2 separate regions of the Homo sapiens genome follow, and region 2 is linked to region 1. The links are chromatin loops, found by intact Hi-C in ENCODE. Cell type or tissue: GM12878. All regions are shown on one strand. Each heading gives the region's core, and the rest is flanking DNA. Links, peaks and the distances in the headings are about the cores only.

Region 1 (5,385 bases), core at 131-5,130:
GGGAAAGAAAGCAAATTGAAACCTTAAATTGACAGAGTCCCTAATGAATGCCAAATTGAAACAACTAACGGGAAGTTTAGAATTCCTGTCTCCTAGGGGGCAAGTGAGAGAACTTTATTCTCTAGAAGGTGGTGGAGTGCTCATGCGTGACTCTTCATGTCCATTCGGTTTTTGCCTAAAAAGCCATTTTGTGCATTTGTTTGTTTTTTGCTGCTCAACATTCCCAAAGGTTGACAGATATGATCCAAAGCCACAGTGTAAAGGCCACTTGGGAATGGGCTTGAGTAGGAAGGGCTCTTACGACACAGCCCGAATTTGGAGGCTGAATGAAATCCTTACGTGTCCAAAGCTTTGGGTGTGATGGGAAGGCTGACAGAGCTGGTTATGAGGAGGGAAGAAATAGCCAACAGTTCATTTCTTTTTCTAAACCTTCTCAAGCAAGACTGGCCTTTGTAGAACAATGCACAAGGCACGGAGGAAGGAAAAACCCACTTTCCATGTAGACAGATCTAAATTTTATGGAGAGGACAGTCTGATCTTTGTTTGTCAATCTTAGTGAAACCTGCACCAATGATGTTCCTCAGTACACGGAACTTCCAGACACCACCTCTTTCACACTAAGCAGTATATTAAAAAGAGCACAACCCTTCTGTAATCCCAGTGCTTTGGGAGGCCAAGGCTGGAGGATCACTTGAGCCCAGGAGCTCGAGACCAACCTGGGCAACATAGTGAGACTCTGTCTCTGCAAAAAAATTTTTTAAAAAATAGCTGGGCCAAGCACAGTGGCTCACGCCTGTAATCCTAACACTTTGGGAGGCCGAGGCGGGTGGATCATTTGAGGTCAGGAGTTTGAGACCAGCCTGGCCAACATGGTGAAACCCTGTCTCTACTAAAAATACAAAAATTAGCAGGGCGTGTTGGCAGGCGCCTGTAGTCCCAACTACTTGGGAGGCTGAAGCAGGAGAATTTCTTGAACCTGGGAGGCAGAAGCTGCAGTGAGCCAAGATCATGCCACTGCACTCCAGCTTGGGCAAGAGAGTGAGACTCTCTCTCAAAAAAAAAAAAAAATAGCTGGACATGGTGGTGTACACCTGTAGTCCTATCTATCTGGGAGGCTGAGGCAGGAGGATTGCTTGACCATGGAGGTTGAAGCTGCTGTTAATGATGATTGTGCCGCTGTACTCCAGCCTGAGTGACAGAATGGGACCCTGTCTCTTAAAAACAATAATAATATCAAAAATAAAGAAGAGCACAGTTGACTCCTGATGAGGGGACATCCCATAAACATCCACATTTGAGTTTGGTCATCCTCCATCTTATCCAAGCTTTTATCATTTTGTTTAATCTAACATTCAGCAACTTCATACAGTGAATGCTCAATAAACGTTTATTGATTGAGTGGTGCCTCTTGCCTTCTAGGGGCAGTATGGGGAGGTGGTTTAGAGTGTGGAATATGGAGTCATTGCCTGCTGTCCAACACTGGCACTCAAACCTGCTAGTTCCATGGTGATGCTAGTATCTTTGAGCTTCCATTTCCTTGTCTGAAAAATAAAGTAATTCCACTATCTTAAGGTTCTGACATAATGAATAAATGAAATAATGCAAGTTATTATCTCATTTAGCACAATGCCCAGCACTTAGTAAGCACTCCACTAAAAATTATCCTTCATAAATAATAATTTGTATTATCTCTAATGTGAACACCGTAGCTCAGACAACAAAGATACATAATATTAATCAGTCAAAAAGTATTTGAGTGCTTTCAATGTTTCTGGCTGTTCTTAGTGCATGTGTTGTGGATTCTTACGGTCTGCTAAGAGAACAGCCATGGCCATAAATAACAGTGGAATCTGGAGTCTTCCTCTTTGCCCCATATGGCTGAAACCCTGCTCTCTATACTCCTCCCTTAGCTGGGAAGAGGAGACATTAAGCAGTGATCAAACGTGTGGGAATTAGACCTGAGTCAATGTTGTTGATAAGAACCGAACATTTTATCACCAGGTTTCTTAGGTATCAGGCACTAAGCATAGGACATTACTAAATGCACCGTTAAAACCACAGACCCCAGCATGAGTCTGAACCTGTATATGGCCAACTTGCTGAGAGCGGTGGTACTCAAACTCAGACAATCCTCAGCACCACCTGGAGAGCTTATTAAAATGCAGATCATTGAGCCTCTGCCTCTGAAAGCTTCTGATTGATTAGATCCAGCCTGGGTCTCCAGAATTTGCCTTTCTAGCAAGTTCCCAGGTGATGCTGAAGCTGCTGGTCCTGGAATCATACTTCTAGAACCATTAGCTTAGAGTGTGGAGTTTAAGGAGTCAAGTCCAACCCCTTTTATCCCTGTCACTGGTGTTGCTGGCTATAGGGGGTGCTAAAGGGTGGAAAATGAAATATTAAACAAAACTCATATCTCTATCAAGGAGAGAAAAAAAAAAAAACAATAAAACACCCACAGCCTAAATATTCCCAGTGGAAGGCTACTCATGGGTCAATTGTTCATTCAGTCTTCATTTAATATGTTCAACTATCTCCTGCTTCCAACATTAATTGGAACCGTCATCATTTATCTCAGAATTGCCTAATTCCAGGATTTAGTACTTTTGTTGTTATTTTTGGAGGCCAACACTTGAATTTAATTAGATCTGGTTAGAAATTGCATGGAAATCTCTATATCCAATGAGTAACATGTTTCCAGTTGGCCTTCCATTTGTCTTGACCCCAAACCTCAATGATAAATGACTGAGATCATCCATTTCAGAACTTTCTTGCATTCTCCACGTCACTGTACTTGTGGCTGAAGGCCATTGTCTGTTTGTTATTTTAGTCAGTGAAAGGGGATGGAGGGATCACCCACTCAGAAGAAATAAATGGGAAAGACTCCAGCTGCCAAGTAAGTGACCTCGAACTCAGTTTGGTGGTGGGATTAGTGGTGTATTCTCACTTCTTCACAGTATACTTTTCAATAAAATTCTCAGCCACAGCCAACTCATTTAATATCTCAGGATTAAGCACCTACTATATGCCAAGAACTATGTTGGGGTCTGCAGACACAAGCATGAACAAGCTAGAGTTCCTCAGCTTTATCCTATCAAAAAACTTTCACACATGTGCTTCCCTCTTTTCTGCATTAAAAATCTCTTCTCACCCTTCACTTTTTGCCATAAATGTCACCTCTTCAAAAAGACCTTCCATATCTGCCTCTCATAACTACATATTGTTCTTTTATTTCATAGCGTCATCACAAATTGTAATAATTCATTTATCTCCCCTGTTTCTTCTCATGTCTGTCTGGAATGTCTGTGGAGCAAGAAGTCTCCTTCTTCTATTTCTCTATCACCTTGCATGGTGTTTGGCAAGTACTAGAATCTATGTCTTGAACAGAATAAAGACATGGAGTCGGGGGGTCACACAGTTTGCTTTCATTATTTTCTTTATTCTAAAGAAACATAGCTATGACATATTTATAACTACATGTGTTCCTTTTTTTAAATAGGATCATGCAGCTGCACTCTTTTTTTAATTTAAAAATACACCTCCACAAAAAATGGCATCAAATATTCTTCTAGTAGTTTTGACAATATAGAGAAGTGGCTACAAGAATGAGTGGTAGACTCAAACTGTCTGGTTCAAATCCTGGCTCAGCCACTTTTTTTTTTTTTTGCTGTGTGACTTAGGCAAATTGCCAAATCTGTCAGCACCTCAGTTTCCTCATCTATATAAAGGAGCTATGAAAAGTACTTCCTTATGGGGTTGTCATACTTAGATGAATCAATACATGTAAAACACTTAGAACATTTCTGGTATAGAGGGCTCAATACATGTTAGCTACTGTATTAGTCAGCACGGGCTGCCATAACAAAATGCCATAGGTGGTTGCTTTAAAAGCAGAAATTTATTTTCTTGCAGTTCTTGTGGCTGGAAAGGATAGGATTAAGGAGTAACCAAATCAGCAGGGTTTGGTTCCTGGTGAGGACTCTCTTCCTGGTTTGTAAATGGCCACCTTCTTGCTTGTGTGTCCTTACACGGCAGAGAGAGAAAGAGAATAAGCTTGCCAATGTCTCTTCTTATAAGGACACTAATCCTATTGGGGCAGGGCCCCACCCTATGCCTTTGTTTAACCTTAATTACTTCCTATTCCAAATATAATCACATTGGGAGTTAAGGATTCAACATATGCGTTGGGGTGGGGGCACAACTCTATTGTTAACAGTGTCTATATGTTACTATTACTATTATGCTGCTGATAGGGAATTTCCATCTTATAATGTTGCCCATATCACACTCACAAATGGACGGTAATGACTGTAAATATGTTTTTGTATTTTTATTTCCATAATAATTGGTTTATCCTACATTTTTAAACAGGAAATATATTGCTTTTTACTATACTCTTCATATTTAAGCTTTTAAGACAAGCTTAAATATGATGGTATATTTTGTCTGGAATTTTACAGTGAAGGAATTATGCCAATAATCTTGGTGATTCTAAAATTGGAATGACATCCATACAAATCCAAATAAGCTAGAAACATCCCACCTAGGAGTGTTTTCAGAATCCAATTGGGAATTTTATTTTCCGGAGCCTTGGATTCAGACTTGAGAACACTGGTGTGTCCTTTCCATTTTTAGCTAATTTAATTCTCACAGCACCATAAGGTGTCATTTCTTTTATTGCTCCCATAGAGATGAGGAAACTAGGAGGTCAGTTTATCCTTGGTCACACAGCAAGGTTATGGTGGAATTAGAAACAAACCAGGTCCTTCTGACTCCAGACACTGAGTTCTTAGCCACTCACTGCATCTTAAAATCTTCTACACAACAAAAACAGTTAACAAGGCATTTGAACTGGGATCTCTGGTTTCTGGCCTTTCTGAAGAGCATTGTGGTGAGAGTTTCTGTTTCATTCTAAGGAGAGTATCTGCTCTGGGATATCTATTGTACTTGGACATCCATATCTTAGCATTTGCTGCAACTCTGACAGTTGGGGTCTGCCAGAAGTGTTCAAGACATATATTACAGAAGAGCTTCTCAAGGTACACTGGATGCCTGTTGCTTCTTTCTCCAAGGACTTCTGCCCTCTGAAGAGCACCGGTGGAGGCCTTCTGGACCGGGGAGTCTCTGCTGTTTGTCTTCCCGCTTACTTCTAAGGGGCGTGCATGATTCACTGGTGTGAAAAGAAAGTTCTCCTACAGTTGATGCCTTCTCCATCAAAGCTGCTACCTTGTTGTAGAACTTTTTACCTGGGTACAGTACATAACTTCATGAATCATGCTTATACACATGTATCCGGTGGGTCAAGTGTGTTTGCCAGTTGCCACAATCAGGGCTTTAAAACTTTTGAAGTCAATATTTAAAAGTTGACATTTTGCATTTTTTAAAATT
Region 2 (5,385 bases), core at 311-5,310, 60 kb before region 1:
CCCTCTGGTATTGTCCCATCTGACTCGCCCCCTCAGAAGTTGTAACGGCTATAACTTATCAAGTTTACTAAGTCACGGAGAGGTAAAGTAACTTGTGCAAATCATAGTGCTAGAAAGTGGCAGGGTGGAAATTGGTCACCGATGCCCACACACTTAACCACTGTGCCTATAGGTTCAAAGAGATGAAACACTTTAAAACTTTTGAAACATCTTATATCTTTAAAAAATTCTAAAGTTAGTTGTATTAGTCAGGGTTCTCCAAAGGGACAGAACTAATAGGATAGACGTATATGTGAAAGGGAGTTTATTAAGGAGAATTGCCTCACATTATCACAAGGTGAAATCACACTATAGGCCGTCTGCAAGCTGAGGAGGTAGGAAGCCAGTAGTGGCAGAAGTTCAAAAGCCTCAAAAGTGTGGAGGCCGACAGTGCAGCCGTCAGTCTGTGGCCAAAGGCCTGAGAGCCCCTGGCAAACCACTGGTGTAAGTCCAGGAGTCCAAAGGCCAAAGTACCTGGAGTCTAACGTCCAAGAGCAGGAAGCATCCAGCACAGGACAAAGATGAAGGCTGGAAGACTCAGCAACCCAGCTTATCCCACCTTCTTCCACCTGCTTTGTTCTAGCCATGCTGCCAGCCGATTGGAAGGTGCCCACCCACATTGAGGGTGGGTCTTCTTCTCCCAGTCCGCTGACTCAAATGTTAATCTCCTCTGGCAACACCCTCATAGACACACCCAGAAACAATACTTTACCAGCCATCTAGGCATCCTTCAATCCAATCAAGTTGACACCTAATGTTAACCAGCGTGATAGTACTTTCCAAGTTGGTCTGTGGAACGTTAGTCCAATAAGATGGGCCTAGAAATAGGGCTCTGCTATGGAATAGTTTCAGAAAATCTATTTGCTTTATAGTCTCTACTGAAGATTCACAATGGACATCCACCTACTAAAGGCTCTGAGAAGTCCTGCAGCAAGCACGCCTGTTTCACTTTGTTTAACCAAGTGTTTCTCAAACTTAATCATCCATGTAGCTGTTGGGCCTCTAACAAGGTAGCTCAATTTTCCAAGGAATGGTTCTTCTAGAGAACGTTGAGCTAGGCATTTAGACCAGAAGTTGTATGATGTTGGCTGTGGGTTTGAAGAAGTAAAATAAAATAAAAAACATAAACCAGAAGTTGAAAACTAGCCATCTGTAGAAGGCCTCTAGCCAGAGATGCATCTTACTTGGCCTACATAGTGTTTTAAATAATATTTTAATTAATTAATTATATTTTTGAATTAACAAAGTTGATGATATTTTAAAGCAATAATATGTCAATACAATTCTATATTTCAGACTTCCCCATAATGGGTAGTTTTGCCCTATATTTCCAGACAGAATGTGAGTTGTGACTGTCCCTTAAGATGGGGCACCCACTCTCCAGTTCACCAAATGATTCCCAGCAGCGCAGCCATGTAGGTTGTCCTTCGTCATAACACTTGCATTGGTATTTTTCTTGGGTACAGTTGAGAATCAAGTAAATACACCCATCATGGACCACTTTACTTCCTTCATCCTTCATAGCACTTATCAGAATTTGAAGCTACTTAGATGACCATCTGTCATTCCAGCCTGAGAGTCAATCAGGCAGCCAGTGTTAAGCAATATATAAAAGGGGTGGGAGGCTGGGCGCGGTGGCTCACGCCTGTAATCCCAGCACTTTGGGAGGCCGAGGCAAGTGGATCACGAGGTCAGGAGATCGAGACCATCCTGGCTAACACAATGAAACCCCGTCTCTACTAAAAATACAAAAAATTAGCCAGGCGTGGTGGCGGGCGCCTGTAGTCCCAGCCACTCGGGAGGCTGAGGCAGGAGAATGACAGAGCGAGACTCTGTCTCGAAAAAAAAAAAAAAAAAGTAAGTGGATACTTTCATTTATTCATGCAACAAATATGAGTATTTCCTTTGTGCCAGGAATGATTTTAGATTCCCCAGCAGGTAGAACAGTGTACTTCATGGGAGCTTTCCTTCTAGTGGAGAGACCAACAATTTAAAAAAGAAAGAGAATTAACAAGCAAACACTTCCAGAGTTTAGAAAGAGCTCTGAGTGAAATAAACAGAGTTTTGAGATAGAAAGTAGACAGGAGAGTGAAAATCACAACTGGGTGAGGAACAGAAACAGAGAAGTGTTTAAACAGTCAGTGAATAGCATGTGACTTTTTCTTTCTTTCTTTGCACGGGCCAAACAATTCTTAGAAAGTCTGCAACCTAATTCTGGCAGCATTCAAAACTGTTTTCTCGCTTTGGGGAAGTGTTTGTTAAATAGATGACGAATGTGTTCTAGGCTGTGGATTATTAGTTTTTTGTATTTAAAGGCAGGTTTTCTGGTGTGGTTTTTGTTTGTTTTTTGTTTTTGTTTGTTTGTTTTCCGTAACATTGGGTATTTTTCCTTTAGTAAATGTGAAATGCTGTCACCAGTCTGGAAGGTTGTGCTTGTTAGGAACTAATCATGGAACAGAAGAATCTTCCACAAATCCCTTTTGCCCAGTGTGGCTTACCCTGGGAATCACTCTTCACTCACTCTGCCTGCAGCAGTATTTTTCCATTTTAAATCACACATATTGGCCGGGCGTGGTGGCTCACACCTATAATTTCAGCAGTTTGGGAGGCTGAGGCAGGAGGATCACTTGAGACCAGGAGTTCAAGACCAGCCTGGCCAACATGGTGAAACTCCATCTCCACTAAAAATACAAAAATTAGCCAAGCATGGTGGTGCACGCCTATAATCTCAGCTACTCAGGAAGCTGAGGCATGAGAATCGCTTGAACCTGGGAGATGGAGATTGCAGTGAGCCGAGATCGCACCACTGCACTCCAGCCTGGGCAACAGAGCGAGACTCCACCTCAAAAAAAAAAAAAAGAAAAGAAAAAAAATCACACATAAGGGAACTATACTTAAGAGTGTGCCAACTCATGTGTCCTTAGGACTATCCCCAAAGCAAAGCCTGCTGCCAAAAGGGAAACAAGAGAAGAACATTTTATTGCTTAATTCTCTACCCACATTTTACTTGCCATTGGAACTCAAGTTGACAAATTCACTTACCCCTCAAGCAGAGGAGTTGCTGAGGGAGAAAAGAGAAAATGTACACTAGCTTTATATGGGAAGCAAGTGTGCGTTGCTTTCTTAGATAGATTTCTTTCCCCCCTCCCCCTATGTGAACAACAGACAATGCTTTATTTAATCTTACAAATGTAACATCTCCACATCAGTTAATAACTATGGATTAATGATGATGTACCATGCTAAGGCCCTGGGCTAGACTTCTGCTACCCCCGTGTGAGATGAGCCTTAAGTATCCTGAGGTTATGTCCACAGGGTAGTAAAACAGGTAGTGATGTTGTGATTTACAGTAGAGAGTATCACACTGGATAATTGGTCCAACCCGGCTTGGTTCAATTAGTATAAGCAGCTGAAATTAACATTGCCTCTCTCTTCCCCAAAAGAGGAAGAAAAATGGCTAAGTGGAACATTTTTATATCTGTGTTATCCAGACTCAATTTCCATCTCAGAAAAGATGCCAGAGGACAATGGAAATCTAGATTTCTTGGTTTTATATTTTCATGTTATTTTATTTCCCTCTGAAGTCTTAGATAATTTCTTAATCAACTACCTGGACCACTAAGAAGCTTGTTTCCACCGTGGCGCTTTGGCAGTATGCAATTTTAAAGTCTTCAAACACACATGCTTTCTGAATGAGCAAATCTGCATTTAAGAATTTATTGATTGATAGGTCAGGAGGGTGACTATAGTTTACTGTACATTTCAAACTAGCTAGAATAGAATAAGTCGAATGTTTTTAGCATGAAGAGAAGACAAATATTTGAAGTGATGAATATCCCAAGTACACGAATTTGATCTTTACAAATTACATGAATGTATTAAATTATCACACGTACCCCAAAATTATGTACATCTATTATGCATCAATAAAAAATGTTTAAAAATAATGTATTGAGAACATGATCAATATTTTATGCATGGGGCTTTAAAAAATTTCCAGTATTGTCTGTAAGAAAAAAAGCTGAAATGATCCAATAGGTCTTTCATATTGATTGTGGCACACCCTTACACTAGACACCGTAAACGAGGGTGACATAAAAATAGAATTGGTCAGGTGAAGAAAGTGATAGTATAATGTTAAATGAGAAAAGCAGATTTCAAAATAGCATGCAGAAGAATCTCCTCTGGGTAAAAATGATCTCTGCCTTCCTGTGCCATAGCTCTGTCATCCCACCCAAAGAGCAGCGTGGAATAAAAAATTGCAAATTGTTGACAGCAGTTGACTTTCAGTAATAGAATAATCGATGCATTTCGTTTTATTCTTTGTTATCTGTATTTTCTCTTTTTTATAAAAGGAGCACTGTAGTGAACCACCAATCTAACTAAAAGTAAAAAAATGCCACCATCTAGGTAATTTCTCGATTCCTCCTCTAGACTGCATTAAGAGGCTGAGGATTCCTGAGCTGTGTTAATTAGAAATTGCCACAGGCTGCTAGCAACAGTTCAACAAGAGGTTATTTTCCTCTAACAATAATTTCCAAACTATGCCACCCAGAGCTTATGTGACAATTCATTGTTCAGAAAGAATAACAACTTTTTAAATATACTTATAGCTAATGTGTAATCATCTCCAGCAGGAGATCACAAAGAGAAATGTTGTCCTAAGTGGGCAGATTTGAAGCCCTTTCATAATTGGATTTCCTATGGTTGTGCTGTCTGTGTTCTTTCCCTGTTTTTGCCATGGGCTTGAAAGATGTGAATGCATTATAAAAAAAAAACTACTCATTGAATTTTTATCAGTTGATGTGAATTGGGTAGGAGTAGTGGAAAAAATAAAAGTACAGAATTACCTACATTAATATATATTTATTGACCTTCCTTCAGTGGCTTTGAGCACTGTAGTAAAACAAACTTAAAAAAAAAAAGAGTTTGGGCATGGTGGCTCATGCCTGTAATCCCAACACTTTGGGAGGCCAAGGGGGGTGGATCACCTGAGGTCAGGAGTTTGAGATCAGCCTGGCCAACATGGTGAAACCCCATCTCTACTGAAAATACAAAAATTAGCCGGGCATGGTGGCACATGCCTGTAATCCCAGTTACTCGGAGGCTGAGGCAGGAGAATCACTTGAACCTGGGAGGCGGAGGTTGCAGTGAGACGAGATTGCACCATTGCACTCCAGCCTGGGCAACATCTCAAAAAAAAAAAAAATCATAGTCTGCTTAGGAAATTCTGAGATTCTGCAAAATATTTTTAGTATTGGTCTTCACATTCCTTCCTGCTTGCATATTAATTTGCTTTCCTTTCTAGGCAAATTGGGGGACAAATTCTATCTTCAAAAATTAACC

What was found. Hi-C counts contacts between places; a loop is a spot of excess contacts. Peaks named below come from ENCODE experiments on the same cell type or tissue, not always from the same donor. Only the 100,000 strongest peaks of a DNase experiment are listed, where the experiment ranks them.
Region 2: a loop joins it to region 1, with 2.2 times the contacts of the local background. A loop is called at or near these places in 7 of 110 quality-filtered maps.

Annotation. Positions count from the first base shown.
Region 1 is chr20:53,954,940-53,960,324 of GRCh38, reverse strand. BCAS1 (brain enriched myelin associated protein 1) reads left to right here. Exons shown (of 13, transcript NM_001366298.2): 11 at 2,828-2,893. Among named protein-coding and RNA genes, the nearest start is that of BCAS1-AS1, 42 kb to the right of the region's middle. In GM12878, for the core only: a CTCF peak has its summit at 2,351; no DNase peak of the experiment used is centred there.
Region 2 is chr20:54,014,913-54,020,297 of GRCh38, reverse strand. The region is part of intron 4 of BCAS1 (brain enriched myelin associated protein 1); the gene reads left to right. Among named protein-coding and RNA genes, the nearest start is that of MIR4756, 51 kb to the left of the region's middle. In GM12878, for the core only: no CTCF peak of the experiment used is centred there; DNase peaks (open chromatin) are centred at 2,207 and 2,957; H3K4me3 peaks cover 996 bases; H3K27ac peaks cover 2,170 bases.